Linked DNA regions of Homo sapiens: region 2 is linked to region 1. The links are chromatin loops, found by intact Hi-C in ENCODE. Cell type or tissue: endothelial cell of umbilical vein. All regions are shown on one strand. Links, peaks and the distances in the headings refer to the core of each region. The heading gives the core; the rest is flanking DNA.

Region 1 (11,224 bases), core at 2,204-10,203:
TTCTTTCACTAAAGTTGCTGGATACATGTAAGTCAATGGCCCAGCTTCACCATAATGCAGTTTTTACATTACTGCAAATTGTTCCAAACAACCAGATGCAATAGAAAAATATGCAATTTTAGACAAGGGCTGCATTAATTGTGCTACATACTTTTTCTCCCCTCCCCACTTTCTAATATTTGAATACTTGTCTAAAAATAAATTCTCTTCCAGCTAGAGATCGAGTTTTTTTGTAATATCAAGAAAAACTTGAAGAAGAGCTCATTTTATTCTTAGGGATATCATAACATCTTCTTAATTAGCTCATCTTTCAGTAATACTGATTTCATTTCTATGATATTTTCATTAGCACATTTCCCCATAACTTCTTTCTCCTTGTCTTCCCTACTCATTTGTTCATCGCAGTTCACTGACCTTGTTAATAATTCTTCCGTTCTCTTACACATGTCCCTTTTCCCTTAGAATCCTGGTAATATTTTTATTCCTGATACTTATCAAACCTAAACAGTATTTTGGAAATGCACTGACTATCTGCTGTAGGAAAAAAGCATATAAATAGCGATTATTAGTCTCCAAATGCACTCTTGATTTCTCCCAGCTTTCTCACCTAGCTCTGAGAAGACCCACAAGGTCGTAGATAAGAAAATATGTAGATAGATGGTCCAATGAAGTTAGTTACCATCATAAATAAGTCAGGCATAAACATCACTGACAGTCATCTTCAGTATAAAAAAGTGTGATTTATGTATATCCCAAGGCCAAATGATTTATATGTGTTCCACAGGCAGAGCATGTAGACACTGTTCATACCCCACATAATTGTGGTAGTCAGCTTGCTTAAAAATATACATAGTAACTCAGGGTCAAAGCTACCACAGACAAAACTTCAAAAATATTTTAATAAGAAAGGGCATCTGATCAACCTAGAAGATCTTCTTGTTTACTATCTGCATATGATGGTAGCAATGAGTGAAGTAACAACAGCTGTTGGTCAAAGGCTTCTAACAAGATGATTTTAAAAAACTGAAAATACAAATAACATAAAATATACACATAAATGTCAATATATATATGTTTTCACATCTGCCATCTATAAACTATTTTTAAAATTTAAAAGAATTAGTTGTCTGAATTGGAGTTCAACGAGGTGAAACTCGGAATACAAAAGTAACATCTAAGGTAGTTTGAATCAGTAGTGTGACCTTGGTCATATTAATTCAGCTTTCTGTACATAACAGTAATTCTGAATTAGGGTTGTTGTAAGAATTAGATGAGTGAATATATGTCAACTGCTTAGAACAACTGGCATATAGTAAATCTTATATTTAGTGATTATTATTCTAGGTTAAGGAAGGATTTTCTATTTTTTTAATTTAATAAATATTTTAAATTTTTATTCTTTATTATTTAAATTATTTTACCTATTAAATTAAAACACTAGTGCAACAGAAATCCAGTTACAACATAGCTCTTTTATATAAAAAGGTCTCTTGAACAATTAGTCTTGACAGGCAAAACTAGTTCTGACCAGACCAGCATTAAAATAGAATTTTGCATGGAAATGTGCCAACATTTTAAAGGTATTTATAAGTGACTGCTATTGCTTTGTTTTCTAATCGTCACAAATACTACCCATTCATTTTAGAAAATATAGACAAGAAAAACAGAAAGTAAAAAACAACTTGAAATCCCACCACACTACTGTGACCATTTTATTTTTTTACCACTCTGTTACCACTATAAAAAACTGTGTGTATAGAAAACTTGCATTTTTTCATACACACAGAGAGATGGAGATATAACTGTTTTTTTAAACATGGCTCCTTCTATACCCAATGTTTCATACTATACTTTTTTCATTTAGGAAGATAACATGCATAGAATTGAACATTTTAAGACCATGGTTTTAGCAGCCAAATGTGCCCCCTCCCCCACCATTTTTGCAGGTAAACTCTTATTTGAAACTTCTGTATTAAAAAAATAGAGACAAAACATTCTGGTTGAAGCAGAATGGAAATGTGCTCAGCTTTCCCCTTCCCTGGTGGTCCTCAAAAGGAGTGCCAAGGAAATCAAAGAACTTCTGAATACAGTTAACAATGTAATCCCAGCACTTTGGGAGGCCGAGGCAGGCGGATCACACCTAAGGTTGGGAGTTCAAGACCTGCTTGACCAACATGGAGAAACCCCGTCTCTAATAAAAACACAAAATTTGCCAGGCATGGTGGCACATGCCTGTAGTCCCAGCTACTCCGGGGGCTGAGGCAGGAGAATCACTTGAACCCGGGAGGCAGAAGTTGTAGTGAGCCGAGATCATGCCAATGCACTCCAGCCTGGGCGACAAGAACGAACTCCGTCTCCAAAAAAAAAGAACTTCCTTTGTTCAGCACCATAAGACAGGGTAAAACAAACAAATAACTTAAATTGGCTACACAATATACATGCCATTACATTGATGTTCATGATTTAATCACCTAATGATGAACATGTTTCTAATTCTTTGTTGTAAGTGCTATAATAAATATCTTTGTGCATATCCATTCTAATTTACATGCTTTTGATATACATTACAAATTATTTCTCTGCAACCTTGCTAGTATTAGGTATTATCATTAAAACAGGCTGGGTTAGGTGGGTTATGCCTGGAATCCCAACATTTTAGGAGACTGAGGTGGGATGACTGCTTGAGGCCAGGAGTTCAAGACCAGCCTGGGAATCATAGCAAGATCCCATCTCTACAAAAAACACAAAATCAGTTGGAAGTGGTGTCAAAGGCCTATAGTCCCAGCTGCTCTGGAGGGTGAGGTAGGAGGATCTCTTGAGCCTTAGAGTTCAAGGTTGCAATGAGCTATGAGCATGCCACTGAACTCTAGCCCCCACCTCAAAAAATAAATAAATAAATAAAATAATAACATTGCCAAACTTTCATCTACTAAATGTTGCTTTCAAATTTCAGTTCTTTAATTTCTATATTTATATCTTCATGAATTTCCATATTCCTGTCCTTTGCCCATTTTCGATAACGATGCTTGTTTTTTCTAATTCTCAAAAGTTCTATATACTGCAAGGATTTTAAATCTTTTGTCTGTACATTATAAATCATTTTCTTACTTTGCAATTGGCCTTTCAATTACTTAAGAAGTTTCTACAAGCTATTTAAGTCTAGTAATAAAAATATAGTTAAAATGACAAAGATCCTTAGTCATGCACAATACCCAAAAAATTACCTGGTTTACCGTACATACATACTTAATTTATACATAATTTACTCACTTTAGTTAAATATTTTAGACCCCAATGTGTAAGTAAACTGTCTTGATGACATTAAAATATATTTGGAATAAAATATTTCACTCATTAAATGGCCATCATTACTTTTATAAATAATAGGTTATCTAAATATAAAAATGACTTTAAATGTCAACATCAGTGAATGATAAATGATACTGGATTCTAAGAGGAAATGAATGGACAAGAAGAAATTAATTTTTTATATAGGCAGTTGTAACATGACACAGCTGGCAAGTACGGAGAGAAAAAAGTAGTTAAATATAAATGGTGAAGGTAAACAAATTTTAAAATCACAAATTATTATTGTCTATATTTTAACAATAAACTATTATACAAAGAATAAAATTAAACCAGCTAATCCTAAATTATTTTGGAATAAGCTCATTGTTAAGTATGTTCTGTTTAACACTGAAAAATCTAAACAAAATGATAATAAAATGTTAACAGATTTACATCCCTCTTTTAGTTGAACTTTATGCTTTATGAATAAAATATAGTCACAGGACTTCAATTACATAATAGGTTAAATTTTACTGCAATGAACTTCAATTATTTCTTGGTTTTAACCTTGTGGGGTCTTATAACATGAAACACTTCTTAAAAACATGGGTCTTGAATTAGGTATGTTTATTTTAATATTCTGTTATTGTATGGTTTGATCAGTATTACACATTTTAGCTAAAACTATTCTAATTATGACTAAAACAAGTTAAATGGATAACAAAAGGACTTAATTTTACAGCATAAAAGGGTTTAAAACAATCTTTCAACAATAAGGCTTTTCCAATAATGAAACCTTTTTTTCCTCAGTTTATTATTGTATATAAATAAGACAGTCTTTTCAAAAGCATGTAGAAGAAGACAAGCTCATCAAAAAGGCACAAGGGAATAAATTAAGGAAAAAAGGCTACTGCTGCTTCCCATGAGTGACACCAACACTAATGGGGATGCTAGGCATATAAACCCGGAAGTGTCAGCCTTAGCTAATGTGCTAAGACTAATTTTTATGGGATATGAACCCGGCCATGTGCAGATTATAAATTCTGATTTCAGTACAAGTATGAGCTTCTTACCATTAGAAATTCTACCATCATTATTCTCTATCATCATCACCAAATGTCAAACCTCTCAACCTGAAAACATTTTATCATTTTAGCAGTCAGGTCTATATTGCAACTTTCAGGCTATCTCATAGAAATAACGTGTGTGTGTGGCGGGGGGGGGCGGGTGTTACATATTTTTGTTGGTACTATATTATATTGGGCAACTGAGAAACTATACATATAGATACAGTTCAATTTCGTCATCATCAAGGTTCAAATTTTTTATTCTTTTCTTCCTTTCACTCCATCTTATCTATATATACGAAATACTATATAAATCACAATATTTATATATCATAACAATAAAATTAAAATTATAACCATGTAAAAATATTTTATGGACAAACTTTTTCTTTTCTTTTTCTTTTCTTTTTTTTTTTTTTTGAGACGGAGTCTCGTTCTGTCGCGCAGGCTGGAGTGCAGTGGCGCGATCTTGGCTCACTGCAACCTCTGCCTCCCGGGTCCACGCCATTCTCCTGCCTCAGCCTCCCGAGTAGCTGGGACTACAGGTGTGTGCCACCATGCCCAGCTAATTTTTTGTATTCTTAGTAGAGATGGGGCTTCACCGTGTTAGCCAGGATGGTCTCGATCTCCTGACCTCATGATCCACCCGCCTTGGCCTCCCAAAGTGCTGGGATTACAGGCATGAACCACTGTGCCCGGCCTTTCTTTTCCTTTTAAAAACCAAGGTTTCACTCTGTCACCCAGGCTGGAGTGCAATAGCTCATTCCTAGCTCACGCAGCCTCAAACTCCTGGGGTGAAGTGATCTTCCTACCTTAGCTTCCCCCAAGTAGCTGGGACCACGGGTGCATGCCCCCTTACCTGGCTTGGACAAACATTTTTAAGAAAAATAAAGTTATTTGAAATAGACTTATAGGCAAGGTAAAATGTTCATTAAACAATTAAGGGGGAGTTTTGTCCACAAACACTATTTTCATCATACCACAACCTGGTTAAGGAATCTACATGAAGGATATTCCAAAGTTTATCAATTAAAACCATATACGACCTGGTTTTTCCTTACTTTACTACCCCTCTACACCTCCTTAATTACTGTCCTTAGTGTATTCCCAATACAGACTTACTAGAGCACTTCCTAACAACACCCAACATTTGTCTCTGCCTCTAAGCCTTTGCTAAATTCTTCTCTTCACTTATCACTGTTATATACTGAGAAAGACAGAAGCAGCCCTTCACAGTCAGGAGCTGTCTTGGCACTATCTGTTAGGCCAAGAGTGTTCTGTTGAACATAAACAATTTCAGAGAACACTAACATCAGACAAGAACATTCTGTGACCTTATCTGAACAGAGACAAAAACAAGAACACTGTCCAAACCAGAAATGATCAAACACTCCCCTCTTCTGGCTAATAAAGTTGTTTAACAATTTCTAGTTTTAGCCCTGCTATATTCCTCTTTCTAGATAAGAATTGTTAAGATACCCAACCACAGAATGACTCCTGCTTTCTGATGGCATCCAGTCCAGAGCAAATCCCTGCTTCCTTAACCCTCTGCAAATCCCCTAACATAAACTCAAGTCCCATAAGTCCTTTTTAACGCCCTCTTATTGAGATGCTACAAGATTCCACATGATGTGCCGTGTCTCACACTGCTGCAAATTATAAACCTGATTTTGTTTGATTCACATGTGTTTCTAGTGGGGTATGTATATATGTGTATTTTATATATATATATATAAAGTATATAATTTTAAAATAATTTTTAAATATTTTTTAAACCTTACTCAGAAGACATAGTTATCTAAGAAGTTTCCCTTCATTATATAAGCCCAAGCTACTTTTAGTTTGGCTTTAGCTATTTTTTTTAGTTTAGTTTATATTTAGTTCATCATGTTTTTACAGTTCTTATTACATGTATTTATTTACATGCTGTTGAGTAAAAATGTTTCCATTAAACGCACATATATATTTGCCTTCTACTTCCGAAACAGAAGATATGCTTCTTGTGGATCTAAACATTTATATCTTTCTATCACTATGAAGAAAGTATGTCACTAATCCCTCTTATTTACTGGTACTTTGCTAAGTTCTATTCCTGGATTCTTTTCTTCCCACTCTACATTTTCTATTTCACTACCACTTAAATCTGATGATTCCCATATCTATAACTAGAACCTAGACTTGAGTTCTCAGACCCACATGAATATATCCAACTGGATGGTCACAGGGCCTGCATACTTACATTTCTAAAACAGATTTTATATCTGGCCCCCCCAAATCTGAGGATCCCTCTCCTTCACTATAATTCTCATGCTTCTGTCTCTCCGATCCACTCAATCAACTCAAGCTAGAAATGTAATAAGTCACTCGTATGCTTGCCTCCTCTCTCACCCTCTACAACCAATAGTCTACCAAATCCTAAGTATACTCTCCTTAAATCTCTAATGTTCCTGTTTGTCTCCAGTGTTACTGCTTTGGTTAAGGCCTCCTTTACCCTTTTCCTAGAAATGCAGTTCTCTTACCTTCCTTAAATGCATCCTCAATACACAGGCTGAGTATCCCTTATCCAAAATGCTTGGAACCAGAAGTGTTTGAGATTTTGGACATTTCTGGGATTTTGAAATATATGCATTATACTTACCAGCTGAGCATCCCTAATCCCCAAAATCCAAAATGCTCCAGTGAGTATTTCCTTTGGACAGTAAGTTGGTGCTCAAAAATTTTTGGATCTTGGAAGATTTTGGATTTGAGATTTTCCAGTTAGGGATAACTCAGTCTGCAATACAGCAAGAACCACTTATAGTGAAAATCTGTTCAAATTACTTGTCTGCTTAAAATCCTTCAAAGGCTCCCCGTGTGAATCAGTTTAAAGCCGACCTTTCAATAAGTTTAAGGCCAACCTTTCCATCCCTCTTACCTCTTCAACCAACTGTCTCACACCGTCCTCTCATCCTTTGCCCACACTTAACTATTTAAAATGTTCTAAAAATGCCTGGCTCTGAATGTAATGCCTTCTCTGTTGAGAATTACTGCCTGACAAAGACCCTTCTCTTACAAGGCTCAAATTAATAATCGACTCTTACATAATATTTTTAACACCCTGACAAATGAAAAACCTCCCCTTTTGGGATTCCAATATACAAATTTTCCCAACAGGATCTATGTCACTTTTATGAACGATTTATAGCTTTCTCTCCTATTCCAAACCACAAGGTCCTTGAAGACAGAGCCCATGACTGAATCCATTTTTAAATCCTAAATAGCTAACACAATGCCTGGCAGAAAACAAAATTGAATGGATAAGTTAAATAACTGATTTGCTAATTCTTAGTAAAACAATTTTATTTTGCCACAGATCTTCACTTAAAAGTATCGTTAAAAGTTAAAAAATGTTTTTATCGGTCAGGCGCGGTGGCTCACGCCTGTAATCCCAGCAATTTGGGAGGCCGAGGCGGGCGGATCACGAGGTCAGGAGATCGAGACCAACCTGGCTAACACAGTGAAATGCCGTCTCTACTAAAAATACAAAAAATTAGCCGGGTGTGGTGGCACACGCCTGTAATCCCAGCTACTTGGAAGGCTGAGGCAGGAGAATGGCATGAACCTGGAAGGCGGAGCTTGCAGTGAGCCGAGATTGCGCCACTGCCCTCCAGCCTGGGCGACAGAAGGAGACTCCGTCTCAAAAATATATATATATATTTTTATCAAGAACTGGTATAGTTTAATGATACCTTTAGAGATAAATATTTTCTGCTCAATACTATTTAAGAAAAAGTAACTTTCTAAGATGATTGGTTTATTGCTTTTGGAATTATTATTTGTACTGACGCTCACAAAATTAAGGGTCTTAACTTTTTTTTTTTTTTTTTTGAGACAATCTCGCTCTGTCATCCAGGCTGGAAGTGCAGTGACTCAATCTCGGCTCACCGCAACCTCCGTCTCCCAGGTTAAAGGGATTCTTGTGCCTCAGCCTCCCAAGTAGCTGGGACTACAGATGCATGCCACCACACCTGGCTAGTTTTTGTATTTTTGTAGAGATAGGGTTTCACCATCTTGGCCAGGCTGGTCTTGAACTCCTGGCCTCGAGCAATCCACCCACCTCGGCCTCCCAAAGTGCTGGGATTACAGGCCTAAGCCACCGCCCCCAGCCAAAGCTCTTAACTTTAAAAGCCTGAAACAAACAAATTAAACAATGGCCATTTATTCAACAATAAAATCTTGTTTTGTTTTGTTTTTTTGAGAAAGGGTCTTGTTCTGCCACCAAGGCTGGAATGCAGTGGTGTGATCACAGCTCACTACAGTCGAAATCCTGAGCTCAAGTGATCTCCTGCCTCAGCCTCCCAAGTAGCTCAGACTACAGGTCCTCTCCACCATGCCCAGCTAATTTTTATTTTTTATTTTGGTAGAAACAGGGTCTTGCTATGTTGCACAGGCTGGTCCTGAACTCGCCTCATGTGATCCTCCCACCTCAGTCTTCCTAAGTGCTGGGATTACATGAGTCACCATGCTGGGCCCCAACAGCAAAACTAGTCTTAATAATATTAATATAAACACATAACTTCAGGGACTTTTAAATGTTAAAGAAAATATTTTAAAGCTTTAAAAATAAGATAAAAAAACAGTTTAATAATCTCAGAGTAAGAAAATAATTCTGAAACAAAATACAAAAGGCAAAAATCATGTATGAAGGTTGATAAATTCAACTATATTAAAAGAAACAACTCAAGAGACACCATGAGATTCTTGGGAGAGTAAAAAAGTAATAATTCAAAGTTGTCTGAAATAAATTGAGGACGCACACTGTAACCTCCAGTGTCACCACTAAAAAAAATTTTGAGAAAAGTAAAAGTATAAAGCTAATAGAGAAGAAAGAGTAGTAAAAAATACTTGATCAGGCCAGACACAATGGCTCATGCCTATAATCTCAGAACTTTGGGAGGCCAAGGTAGGAGGACCACTTGAGCACAGGAGTTCAAAACCAGCCTGGGCACCATAGAGAGATCCCATCTCTACAAAAAAAAATTTTTTTAATTATCCAGATGTGGTGGCACATGACCGTGATCCCAGCTACTCAGCAGGCTGAGGTGGAAGGATCGCTTGAGCCTGGGAAGTTAAGGCTGAAGTGAGCCATGATTATGCCACTGCATTCCAGCCTGGGTGACAGAGTGAGACCCTGTTTAAAAAAAAAACACACACACACACACACACACACACACACAACAGAAACTTAATCCAAAAGCAAGCAAGAAGGAATAATGACAAATAACAGAAAAAACAACTTGAAAACAAATAGCAAGGTTGCAGACCTAAACCAAGTAATATTAATTGTTACATAAGATGTAAATGAGGCCAGGCGCAGTGGCTCATGCCTGTAATCCCAGCACTTTGGGAGGCCAAGGTGGGCGGATCACCTGAGGTCACTGCACTTCCAGCCTGACCAACATGGAAAAACCCTGTCTCTACTAAAAATACAAAATTAGCCAGGTGTGGTGATGCATGCCTGTAATCCCAGCTACTTGGGAGGCTGAGGCAGGAGAATCACTTGAACCCAAAGGCGGAGGTTACGGTGAGCCGAGATCGCATGAACTCCAACCTGGGCAACAAGAGCAAAACTCCATCTCAAAAAAAAAAAACAAGATGTGAACAGATTAAAGACTCCAATTAAAAGACTAAAATTCTCCCTCCCCCTCCCCCTCCCTCTTTCCACGGTCTCCCTCTGATGCCGAGCCAAAGCTGGACTGTACTGCTGCCATCTCCGCTCACTGCAACCTCCCTGCCTGATTCTCCTGCCTCAGCCTGCGAGTGCCTGCGATTGCAGGCGCACGCCGCCACCCCGACTGTTTTCGTATTTTTTTGGTGGAGACGGGGTTTCGCTGTGTTGGCCGGGCTGGTCTCCAGCTCCTAACCGCGAGTGATCTGCCAGCCTCGGCCTCCTGGGGTGCCGGGATTGCAGACGGAGTCTCGTTCACTCAGTGCTCAATGTTGCCCAGGCTGGAGTGCAGTGGCGTGATCTCGGCTCGCTACAACCTCCACCTCCCAGCCGCCTGCCTTGGCCTCCCAAAGTGCCGAGATTGCAGCCTCTGCCCGGCCACCACCCCATCTGGGAAGTGAGGAGCGTCTCTGCCCGGCCGCCCATCTTCTGGGATGTGAGGAGGCCCTCTGCCCGGCTGCCCAGTCTGGGAAGTGAGGAGCGCCTCTTCCCGGCCGCCATCCCGTCTAGGAAGTGAGGAGCGTCTCTGCCCAGCCGCCCATCGTCTGAGATGTGGGGATCACCTCTGCCCCGCCGCCCCGTCTGGGATGTGAGGAGCGCCTCTGCCCGGCCGCGACCCCGTCTGGGAGGTGAGGAGCGTCTCTGCCCGGCCGCCCACTCTGAGAGGTGAGGAGCCCCTCCGCGCGGCAGCCGCCCCGTCCGAGAAGTGAGGCGCCCCTCCACCCGGCAGCCACCCCGTCCGGGAGGGAGGCAGGGGGCAGCCCCCGCCCGGCCAGCCACCCCGTCTGGGAGGGAGGTGGGGGGCGTCTCCGCCTGGCCGCCGCCCTGTCCGGGAGGTGGGGGGGCGCCTCTGCCCGGCCGCCCCTTCTGGGAAGTGAGGAGCCCCTCTGCCCGCCGCCACCCCGTCTGGGAGGTGTACCCAACAGCTCATTGAGAACGGGCCATGATGACGATGGCAGTTTTGTCGAATAGAAAACGGGGAAATGTGGGGAAAAGATAGAGAAATCAGATTGTTGCTGTGTCTGTGTAGAAAGAAGGAGACATAGGAGACTCCATTTTGTTCTGTACTAAGAAAAATTATTCTGCCTTGGGATGCTGTTAATCTATGACCTTACCCCCAACCCGGTGCTCTCTGAAACATGTGCTGTGTCCACTCAGGGTT
Region 2 (11,224 bases), core at 1,172-9,171, 430 kb before region 1:
AAATGTCTGAGAGAATGTTTTAAAACTGTGATACTTACTCATATGGACGGGAGTGTTTGTTAATTTAACCTATCCTTTGCTGAAATGTCTGAGAGAATGCTTTAAAACTGTGATACTTACTCATATGGACGGGAGTGTTTGTTAATTTAACCTATCCTTTGCTGAAATGTCTGAGAGAATGCTTTAAAACTGTGATACTTACTCATATGGACGGGAGTGTTTGTTAATTTAACCTATCCTTTGCTACTTATTGATATGCAGTTAATTGTGAACATGTGTCTTCCTTTGGCCAAAAAAACATGAGCAGAGGTGACACACCACTTCCAGATAGAAGCTTTCCAAGTCAGTATGTATTTCACCACGTTCTCTTCACTCTAACAGGATGCTTACGGAACACATTAGGATGGAGCCTCTGTGGATCTGGATCTGGTCCCTGAGTGACTCCACATGTGCTGAGCCACACTGGACCTGGAGCACGAAGGAGAAACACACTTTTGCTGATTTAAGCCACTGAGATTCTGGGATCATTACCTCAACATTACCTGGACTATCCTGATTGGTCCTAGGGCCTTGCCACATCTGGGATACAAATGTAAAATTTAAAGAAATAATCCCAGTCAAATCGAGGTGAATGAAAGAGGGCTTCTTAGAATAAATGTTTTAGTGAAATCCTTAAAAAAAAAAGACTAAGAATAAGAGATGGCATTACTAATGGAAGAACTACTATTTCATATGGCTAGCTTAATTTGAAATATGGCTAAGAATCAGGTGGTCAATAATAACAACACGATGTTTTTAGACAATATTAAAATGCAAATTTCTCATATACTATAATGCTTGAAATGGCTTTAGAGGAAATCAAGTCCTTACCTGTATTTCTATGAGGCTTATATATTACATGAAGACAGAAATAAAAAGCCCTAACACTCAGAATTCCTTTTTATTTATTTTTTATTTGTTTATTTTCCTTTTCTTCCTATTTTGCTTATCATGACAGTGAAGATCTCTATAAATCATGAGCGTAGACATATGAGTTTTAAATGTCTGGATTTGGACAAAAAGGAAACAAACCCAAGGGACATACACAAATAAATACAAATTCATCAACAAATTCCCCATCCCTCCTCACCTCCGCTCAATGTCGGTTTTAAACTCTTGGTGAGGAGTGGTATCTCCAACTCTTGATTCTAGCACTTTCATCCTCTCTTTAACAGCATTATAAAAATGACCCAGAAGACACTGCTGAGTGAAAGCGTACCTTAGCAGAGTGACACAAGTGAAAGAAAAAAAACATCCAAACAATGAGGCCTTTGATGGAGAGCCCTGAGATTTCCTAATAGCAAATAGGACTAATCGGTGGTTATGAAAGTGGTAGCCTCAACTCCCATTAGAAAGAAACAACATGCAGGCCTCTTTCTGTAACTCCCAGAGAGAAACCCTGGGGAGAGTGGTTCACCGGGCTCTCCAACCCAGACAGGTCAAACTTCTTTGCCCTTCCTGAGTGCAGTATGAAGAAAGCATCAACACAAAGGAAATATTTTTGTTGGCAGTCAGATCAGAGCATGCTGACATCCCTGTTTTTAACAATTCCCTGGTCAGCCTGGGTGTGGTTACTCTTTTGAAAGTTTAGTCTTGAGGAAATAGGTCAAGGGAGCCAGTGTTGTTGTGTTCTCCTGAGCGTGACTGAATCCTTGCATTCATTACGTGTGTGTTGCTTTGGAATGAGTGTCTTGCTGAGTGCCACCTACCAACCAGCATTTCTGGCTTCCCCAACTGACCAGCAAGGTCGGACTCTCTCCTTAAAACAGGCTGAGCTGGGCAAGCAAACAGCCTGTTGTGCTGAGAGTCAGAGGAGATTGATCAAACATGAATCTTAGTTGAGGAATGACAAGTAGCTAGGGTTGAGATAAATAATCCAAGAGGCCCTGTATGTATTTGCATAAGGGAAATGGAATTGAAAGAAGACCAGGACTACGAGATAAGCAGAGGCAACTAGAGAAAGGGCTCTTAGAAGGAGTGAGCAATGGTTCTGATTCATAGCCCACCAGCTCTTCCCTCCAGCACTGTGGCAGACACTATTCCCCAAAATCCATTTTCTCTTCTTCCTGAGCACAAAACTGGGCTCCATTTTCCAGGGTACTTTGCAATATGGTGTAACCATGTGACCGGTTTCTGACTAATGGAATGTGACAGAAGCAGTACGTGCTACTTTCAGACCTGGCCCATAAAAGCCACTTACTTACAATCCCGTTTCTCTTTCTAGTTTCCTGGGGTGGTGATGCTAGAAACAATGGGTTAAAGATAGCACAGCTGCAGTCAGCCGGGGTCTCTGCAAAAAGCAGAGCCCACCTTCTCCTCTTCCCATTTCTAGCTGCTGACTTGAAACCACTCAGTCCTATGAAGTGAGAAAGAAATAAACTTTCTGTTCTCTAAGTCATTGAATTTGTAGATCTTTGTTGCAGCAGCAAGGCCTACCCTGCTTATAATTTGTATCATGCCTGTGACATTATCTGACTCACACACTATAGGAGCCATTTACTATAAAGCCAGTGCATATCTCTCCTAGTTCCCTATCATCAATGAATATAGGAGACTTGCATGATTTGACCAATTTTCCTCTCCAGCTTCATCTCTCCTGACTCCTACATTGCTCTGTAGGCTCTGATATGGTTTGGCTGTGTCCCCTCCCAAATCTCATCTTGAATTGTAGTTCCCATAATCCCTATGTGTGGTGGGAGGGACCCAGAGGGAGATAATTAAATCATGGGGGCGCATACCCCCATGCTGCTGTTCTTGTGATAGTGTGTGAGTTCTCACAAGATCTGATGGTTTTATATGGGTTTTTTCCCCTTTTGCTCTGCACTTCTTCCTGCCACCATGAGAAGAAGAATGTGTTTGCTTCCCCTTCTGTCATGATTGTAAGTTTCCTGAGGCCTCCCCAGCCATACTGAACTGTGAGTCAATTAAACCTCTTCCCTATATAAATTACCCAGTTTTTGGGTATGTCTTTATTAGCACCGTGAGAACAGACTAATGCAGGCTCCATCCATACCAAACTCTCACACTCCTTCACATACATCCCTTGTACACAGCCCTCAGCATTTCCATAGGGTGCTCCCTTAAACTCTGCACCTAGCTGCTCACCCCCGCTACTTCTGATCTGTACCTCGTTACTTCTTACTCATTTCTCAAATTCAATTTAGACATTACTACCTTGGGTCACCCTTCTCTATCCCTCCAAGACGAAGTTAGATGACATCTGTGCTCCCACAGCATCCTGTCCTATAGATCCAACTGCACTAGATTAGAGTTACCTCCCAAATCCAGGCTCCATAAATCTCTAGCTTCTAGCATGGTACCTGGAATGTGGTAAGCACTCAATAAATATTTATTAAATGAAAGACTTGCTCCTGAAGTGGCCATCGAAATCCTAATATAGTAATCTGAGATCATGTTTGAGCACAAGTCAACATATGTTCATCTTTTTATAATTCCATGTTTAATTCAGTGTCCTGTGTATAGGTGTTACCCATATATATCTGTTAAGTGACTACCTTTTTTGAGAAAGACTTATATTTTTGTTTGTTTGGTCAGTTGGTTCTTGAGACAGGGTCTTGCTCTGTCACCTGCGCCTCAACCTCCCAGGCTCAAGTGATTCTCCCACCTCAGCCTCCTGAGTAGCTGGGACCACAGGCACATACCACCATGCTAGGCTAATTTTTTAAAAATTTTTATAGAGACAGGGTCTCCCTATGTTGCCCAGGCTGGTCTTGAACTCCTGGGCCCAAGTGATCCTCCCATCTCAGCCTCCCCAAAGGCTAGGATTATAGGCCATGCCTGGCCATATTTTGTTATTAAAGGGAAAACTCAAAGTGAAATTTTGAGGCCTGATGCACTATTTGCATTTTATCCTTAAAATGGCTCTTTTATCCATTTTCCAACATGTACTTCCATATGCATAAGAAGCATGATTTTTCTTATAAGTGATAATTAGAAAAACCCAGAAAGATCAATTTAAATAAAACAATTAAATACATATAAGAAATGGACGTGCCTTAAAACTGATATGAATAAATCAGAAATATTTTAGGCAAACAGAGTAACATCCAGTCAAGTTTAGAATTGGGGGCTAAAGTGTTCATCTGAAGGATAGAAGATTTTAGTGGGATGTCAAATCCTGTAGGCCAGCAAAATAAAAAAAAAATCTAATCAAGAATTCTTAGACTTGTGAAAGCTTGTTGGAAAGAAGCTAATGGCAATGATGGAAAGGTATGTAGGTATACAGCCACAAACACACAAAACCAAATGTTCTAAGAGAATAGATTCTGAAGAGGTAAGTCAAGAAAGGTAAAAAAGGAATAGAGGGCAAAGAAAATTCTTTTTTTTACGTTTTTTATTTTATTTTATTTTAGGTTCTGGGGTACACACGCAGGATGTGCAGGTTTGTTACATAGGTAAACATGCGCCCTTATGATTTGCTAGACCTATCAACCCATCACCTAGGTATTAAGCCCAGCATGCATTAACTATTCTTCCTGATGCTCTCCCTCCATCCATGCCCTCCACCCTGCCAGGCAGGCCCCAGTGTGTGTTGTTTCCCTCCCTGTGTCTATGTGTTCACATTGTTCAGCTCCTATTTATAAGTGAGAACATGCAGTGTTTGGTCTTTCTGTTCCTGTGTTAGTTTGCTAAGGATAATGTCTTCCAGCTCCATCAATGTTCCTGCAAAGGACACGATCTTGTTCCTTTTTATGGCTGCACAGTATTCCATGGTGTATATGTACCACATTTTCTTTATCCAGTCTATCATTGATGGGCATTTGGGTTGATTCCATGTCTTTGTTATTGTGAATAGTGCTGCAATGAACATACACATGCATGTATTTTTATAATAGAATGACTTATATTCCTTTGGGTATATATCCAGTAATGGGATTGCTGGGTCAAATGGTATTTCTGGTTCTAGATCTTTCAGGAATTGCCACACCATCTTCCACAATGGTTGAACTAATTTACACTCCCACCAACAGAAAAAAGTGTTCCTATCTCTCTGCAGCCTCACCAGCATCTGTTGTTTCTTGACTTTTTAATGATCACCATTCTGACTGGCATGAAATCATATCTCATTGTGGTTTGGATTTGCATTTCTCTAATGATCAGTGATGTTGAGCTTTTTAGATAATCCTATTCTTAAGACTTTGAAGTTTTATGGCAAATTTTGTGGTGCCAGATAAATCCTTAATAACACACCTTGTGTTTGTACTGTACTGTGATGAGAGATTGCCTTATTAGTAGATAATATTTTTAAAAATATTTGTACGTGATTTCTAAAGCAGACTGGAAGCAGACAGTCCTGGGTTAAACACACAGGATGAGTGATCTTGGCAGTTGTAGGTGGTATGCACCAGTGATTTCATAGGAACAGTATTCATCAGAATAGACTGGAAGCAACTGGTATCACTGCAGACTTCTAGGGTACCTCAGGGAATGGTTTCCTAACTCTTTTTAAGGATCTGGGTGACATATTGGCTAACGTACTCGAGGACCAAGAAAGGATCCATGGCTTAGAAACAAGAGTAAACATCAGATATTGGCCGTAGAATTAAATGTCACTGAAAAGATTAAGCCAGGAGCCAGGGAGTAACCTTAAGCAGAGAAGTCTCCCTTTCCAAGAGCCTCATGCTACATTTGCAGAAACTGTCCAAGAGCCTAAGCATCTCTAAGTTCTATATGAATAGGAAACTTCACCAGATAAGGAAAGGAAATCAAGTGCTATAGAGATTGATGAAGCCGTTTATCTAGGGTGAACTTCAAGTACTTGGCAATGGGAGCCCCCCATTTTAGGGTAAATCCGAGTTCAGACCAGCAGAGGGCAGTGTAGCAAACTTTGAAACCTCAAACGGCTGGGACTTAAAGAGAGTATGAATCCAGTACTGAGGGGCTGTTAGTGAAGAAGGGATGAAGGACTATCTGTGGGATCAGGGCTGCCTTGAAAAGATAAAGAAATGGTCAGCACTGCACTCCAGCGTGGGCAACAGAGAAAGACCCTGTCTACAATACAGTACAATACAATACAGTACAATACAAAACACACAGAAATGATCAGGAGTGAACCTACACTTGTGATGTGTAGGTATGAGAAGTGGAACAATTAGGAATTAATCTCCACTTCATTTCAAAGAAGATGGATCAGTAAGCAGCTGGTCCCTTTTTTCTGACTCCAGGAACAGGAAAAGGACCACAACAAGTCACAGTCACTCTTTCGGGAATCTGCAACTGGCACCCCCGATTCTTCTGCCCAGGTGAAATCCTAACACTCAGCTTTCTCCTGCACACCTCTTCTTGATATAGGCTTGACAGGGGGCTGGCACTGTGGTGCTGTGGATCATGAGAAGCCCTTACCTCCCCATCTGCTGCCAGCCCACATAAATGGAGAAATAGCCCACCCTGTTCCAAGGTGGAGAGGACATAAAAACATTGCTTCCTTCCTTACCCACTGGAATTCAAATCATTAGGCTTCCACTTTTAAAAGTGTTGGTATATTATGAGAAATTTGTTTTGTCTCCATATGTGGGTTAGAGAAGGGGACAAGTGAACTATTTTTACTGTGAGTTTTTTCTTTGAGTTTATTGCCCAGTCTAAGCTGTAAAAAGAGGTCCTAGGGGGCATTCAGAATTGCTGTCCCTTAAGCCAGTAGATGGCAAGTGCTGAGAAACACTGCAACTGTAAGACACCAGTATAAACCCAGAAGCCTCACTCCACTAACTCTTGGAAAGAAATGTGTGCAGAAAGACATCCTGAAGACCTGAGTGACCGCTCAGTGAGGGGTCAAAGGAGCTTTCCTACTGGCAGGCTATGGAATACTTTGTCTATAAAAATGGAGATTTCCTTACATTACATGGCAGTTAGCATGCTTACTAGTGATCCACCTCAAGCTTTTACTACTGCAGAACCACCTGTGCCTTGCTTTCTTGCTGGTCCCTAAATAGCATGTCATGGCAGATTGTGAATGCTTTAAGTTCTGTGAGCAGTAATTACTCAGGACCTTCTCCAAGTCCCTCTTTTCTGTTTTACAGTTCACAATTCACAAAAGCTTTGATTTTCCAGGCCCCAAACTCTGGATCTCATACCCTAAATTTGGTGTCTGCCTTTGGAACTTTCAGATTTGGCAGGTTTCAAACCCTAACCAGGTTCTTGGATCTTGGTCCCATAGCATGGCTTTAAGTATTGTCTCCAACCTAAAGGGTGTCCTATTGCCTCCAAGGAGGGCCCCTCGTTCCCTCTGCCACATGTAACTGGCCAATGAGACCAGCCTCTGGTCCCCAAGACCTCCAAAGGGAACTTTGAATTGTCAGCAGCTCAGCGGGGTATCTAGAGAAAACATCCCCTCCATTATATGACAGATAAGTTGACAAAACAGGCCCACAGAGTAGTCTTAGACCACTTGTATCTCTGATACCAGGGTTATGCCAGAAAATTCAAGATCAATTAAACATGAATTTAAAACAATCCATGTCCACCATGACTTTCTGAGTGGACAGAAAATAAGAAATCAATAAATACTGTCTGAGGTTTAAACTTGTACTTAAGTAAGAACACACACATGCACACACATAAGAACATTCCATAAAGACTATAGCATTATGATTTTATATGTACTATTATTTATTAAACTGATGCTCCTAAAAAAGTAGAGGAAAATGCAGTTCTGTTTACTTTTCATAATATTACCTCCAAAGAGCTCTTTTGAGAACTAACATCTCTAGATTTTTTTTTTTTTTTTTTTTTGAGATGGAGTCTCACTCTGTTGCCAGGCTGGACTGCAGTGGTGCGATCTCAGCTCACTGCAACCTCCACTTCCCAGGTTCAAGCAATTCTCCTGCCTCAGCCTCCCAAGTAGCTGGGACTACAGGCATGCGCCATCACGACCAGCTAATTTTTGTATTTTTAGTGGAGACAGGTTTTCACCATGTTGGCCAGGATGGTCTCAATCTCTTGACCTCGTGATCTGCCCACCTCAGCTTCCCAAAGTGCTGGGATTACAGACATGAGCCACCACTCCTGGCCTAACATCTCTAGTTTTAAAGAAAAGTCTATCTGAAGTTTCAGCAATTCCATCAGTTTTACTTTTTCTTTTTCTTCTGTTAAAGTCAAGCAAATATCAATACAGATGTTCCTCAACTTACCATGAGGTTATCTCCTGATAAACCTGTCATAAGTCAAAAATATTGTAAGCCAAAAATGCATTTAATACCCAGATATACCCATTGTAAAGTCAAAAAATGATAAGTTAAACCATCATAAGTTGGAGACCATCTGTAGTTATTATTTAAAAATAGTGTGTATAATATAATCCATTGTGTACATACTCAACAATTTATTCAATCTACTATTGGTGGACATAAGTTTGGTTTCTAGTTTGGTGCTATTATGCACAAATGCTGCCATAAACATTCTTGTATGTATATCCTGGTGCACATGCCCATAAGCTTCTCTTAAAAATACCTGAGTGGGATTACTGATGTAACATATATGAATCTTCAACTTTACTAGGCAAAGCAAAACTGCTTTTCAATGTGGTTTTACCAATCTACATTCCTTCAAGAAGTGCATGAGAAGAATCTCTCTTGTTATACATCCTTCCCCTATACTTGGTATTTTCGGAATTATTGTATCTTTTTTTTTTTTTTTTTTTTTTTTTTTTGAGACGGAGTCTCGCTCTGTTGCCGAGGCTGGACTGCAGTGGTGCAATCTCCGCTCACTGCAAACTCCACCTCCCGGGTTCACGCCATTCTCCTGCCTCAGCCTCCCGAGTAGCTGGGACTACAGGTGCCTGCCACCATGCCTGGCTACTTTTTTGTATTTTTAGTAGAGACGGGGTTCACCGTGTTAGCCAGGATTGTCTCGATCTTCTGACCTCCTGATCTGCCCACCTCAGCCTCCCAAAGTGCTGGGATTACAGCTGTAGCCACCACGCCCGGCCCAGAATTATTGTTTCTAATCTAGTGGATCTGTAATGATACCACACTGTGGTTTAAATGTGCATTTCCCTGATTCCTAGTGAAATTAAGTACTTTTTCTTTTATTTTTTTAATTATACTTTAAGTTCTAGGGTACATGTGCACAACGTGCAGATTTGTTACATATGTATACATGTGCCATGTTGATGTGCTGCACCCATTAACTCGTTATTTACATTAGGTATATCTCCTAATGCTATCCCTCTCCCCACCCCCAACCCCACGACAAGCCCCGGTGTGTGATGTTCCCCTTCCTTTGTCCAAGTGTTCTCATTGTTCAATTCCCACCTGTGAGTGAGAATATGCGGTGTTTGGTTTTTTGTCCTTGCTATAGTTTGCTGAGAATGATGCTTTCCAGCTTCATCCATGTCCCTACAAAGGACATGAACTCATCCTTTTTTATGGCTGCATAGTATTCCATGGTGTATATGTGCCACATTTTCTTAATCCAGTCTATCATTGATGGACATTTGGGTTGGTTCCAAGTCTTTGCTATTGTGAATAGTGCCACAATAAACATACGTGTGCATGTGTCTTTATAGCAGCATGATTTATAATCCTTTGGATATATACCCAGTAATGGGATCGCTGGGTCAAATGGTATTTCTAGTTCCAGATCCTTGAGGAATTGCCACACTGTCTTCCACAATGGTTGAACTAGTTTACAGTCCCACCAACAGTGTAAAAGTGTTCCTATTTCTCCACATCCTCTCCAGCACCAGCTGTTTCCTGACTTTTTAATGATAGCCATTCTAACTGGTATGAGATGGTATCTCATTGTGGTTTTGATTTGCATTTCTCTGATGGCCAGTGATGATGAACATTTTTTCATGTGTCTGTTGGCTGCATAAATGTCTTCTTTTGAGAAGTGTCTGTTCATATCCTTCACCCACTTTTTGATGGGGTTGTTTGTGTTTTTCTTGTAAATTTGTTTGAGTTCTTTGCAGATTCTGGATATTAACCCTTTGTCAGATGAGTAGATTGCAAAAATTTTCTCCCATTCTGTAGGTTGCCTGTTCACTGTGATGGTAGTCTCTTTTGCTGTGCAGAAGCTCTTTAGTTTAATTAGATCACATTTGTCAATTTTGGCTTCTGTGGCCATTGCTTTTGGTGTTTTAGACATGAAGTCCTTGCCCATGCCTATGTCCTGAATGGTATTGCCTAGGTTTTCTTCTAGGGTTTTTATGGCTTTAGGTCTAATATTTAAGTCTTTAATCCATCTTGAATTAATTTTTGTGTAAGGTGTAAAGAAGGGATCCAGTTTCAGCTTTCTACATATGGCTAGCCAGTTTTCCCAGCACCATTTATTAAATAGTGAATCCTTTCCCCATTTCTTGTCAGGTTTGTCAAAGATCAGATGGTTGTAGATGTGTGGTGTTGTTTCTGAGGCCTCTGTTCTGTTCCATTGGTCTATATCTCTGTTTTAGCACCAGTACCATGCTGTTTTGGTTACTGTAGCCTTGTAGTATAGTTTGAAGCCAGGTAGCATGATGCCTCCAGCTTTGTTCTTTTTGTTTAGGATTGTCTTGGCAATGCGGGCTCTTTTTTGGTTCTATATGAACTTTAAAGTGGTTTTTTCCAACTCTGTGAAGAAAGTCATTGGTAGCTTGATGGGGATGGCATTGAATCTGTAAATTACCTTGGGCAGTATGGCCATTTTCACGATATTGATTCTTCCTATCCATGAGCATGGAATGTTCTTCCATTTGTTTGTGTCCTCTTTTATTTCCTTGAGCAGTGGTTTGTAGTTCTCCTTGAAGAGGTCCTTCACATCCCTTGTAAGTTGGATTCCTAGGTATTTTATTCCTTTGTAGCAATTGAGAATGGGAGTTCACTCATGATTTGGCTCTCTGTTTGTCTTTTACTGGTGTATAAGAATGCTTGTGATTTTTGCACTTTGATTTTGTATCCTGAGACTTTGCTGAAATTGCTTATCAGCTTAAGGAAATTTGGGGCCGAGATGATGTGGTTTTCTAAATATACAATTATGTCATCTGCAAACAGGGACGGTTTGACTTTCTCTTTTCCTAATTGAATACCCTTTATTTCTTTCTCTTGCCTGATTGTCCTGGCCAGAACTTCCAACACTATGTTGAATAAGAGTGGTGAGAGAGGGCATCCTTGTCTTGTGCTGGTTTTCAAAGGGAATGCTTCCCGTTTTTGCCCATTCAGTATGATATTGGCTGTGGGTTTGATATTATTTT

What was found. Hi-C counts contacts between places; a loop is a spot of excess contacts. Peaks named below come from ENCODE experiments on the same cell type or tissue, not always from the same donor. Only the 100,000 strongest peaks of a DNase experiment are listed, where the experiment ranks them.
Region 2: a loop joins it to region 1, with 5 times the contacts of the local background. A loop is called at or near these places in 3 of 110 quality-filtered maps.

What each region holds. Positions count from the first base shown.
Region 1 is chr6:104,990,832-105,002,055 of GRCh38, reverse strand. All of the region lies in intron 2 of LIN28B (lin-28 RNA binding posttranscriptional regulator B), which reads right to left. Among named protein-coding and RNA genes, the nearest start is that of LIN28B, 39 kb to the right of the region's middle. In endothelial cell of umbilical vein, for the core only: no CTCF peak of the experiment used is centred there; a DNase peak (open chromatin) is centred at 5,695.
Region 2 is chr6:105,419,011-105,430,234 of GRCh38, reverse strand. No RefSeq gene overlaps it. Among named protein-coding and RNA genes, the nearest start is that of PREP, 22 kb to the right of the region's middle. RefSeq lists an enhancer at 5,765-5,814. In endothelial cell of umbilical vein, for the core only: a CTCF peak has its summit at 5,865 (motif pointing right); DNase peaks (open chromatin) are centred at 1,614 and 5,894; H3K27ac peaks cover 787 bases; H3K27me3 peaks cover 140 bases.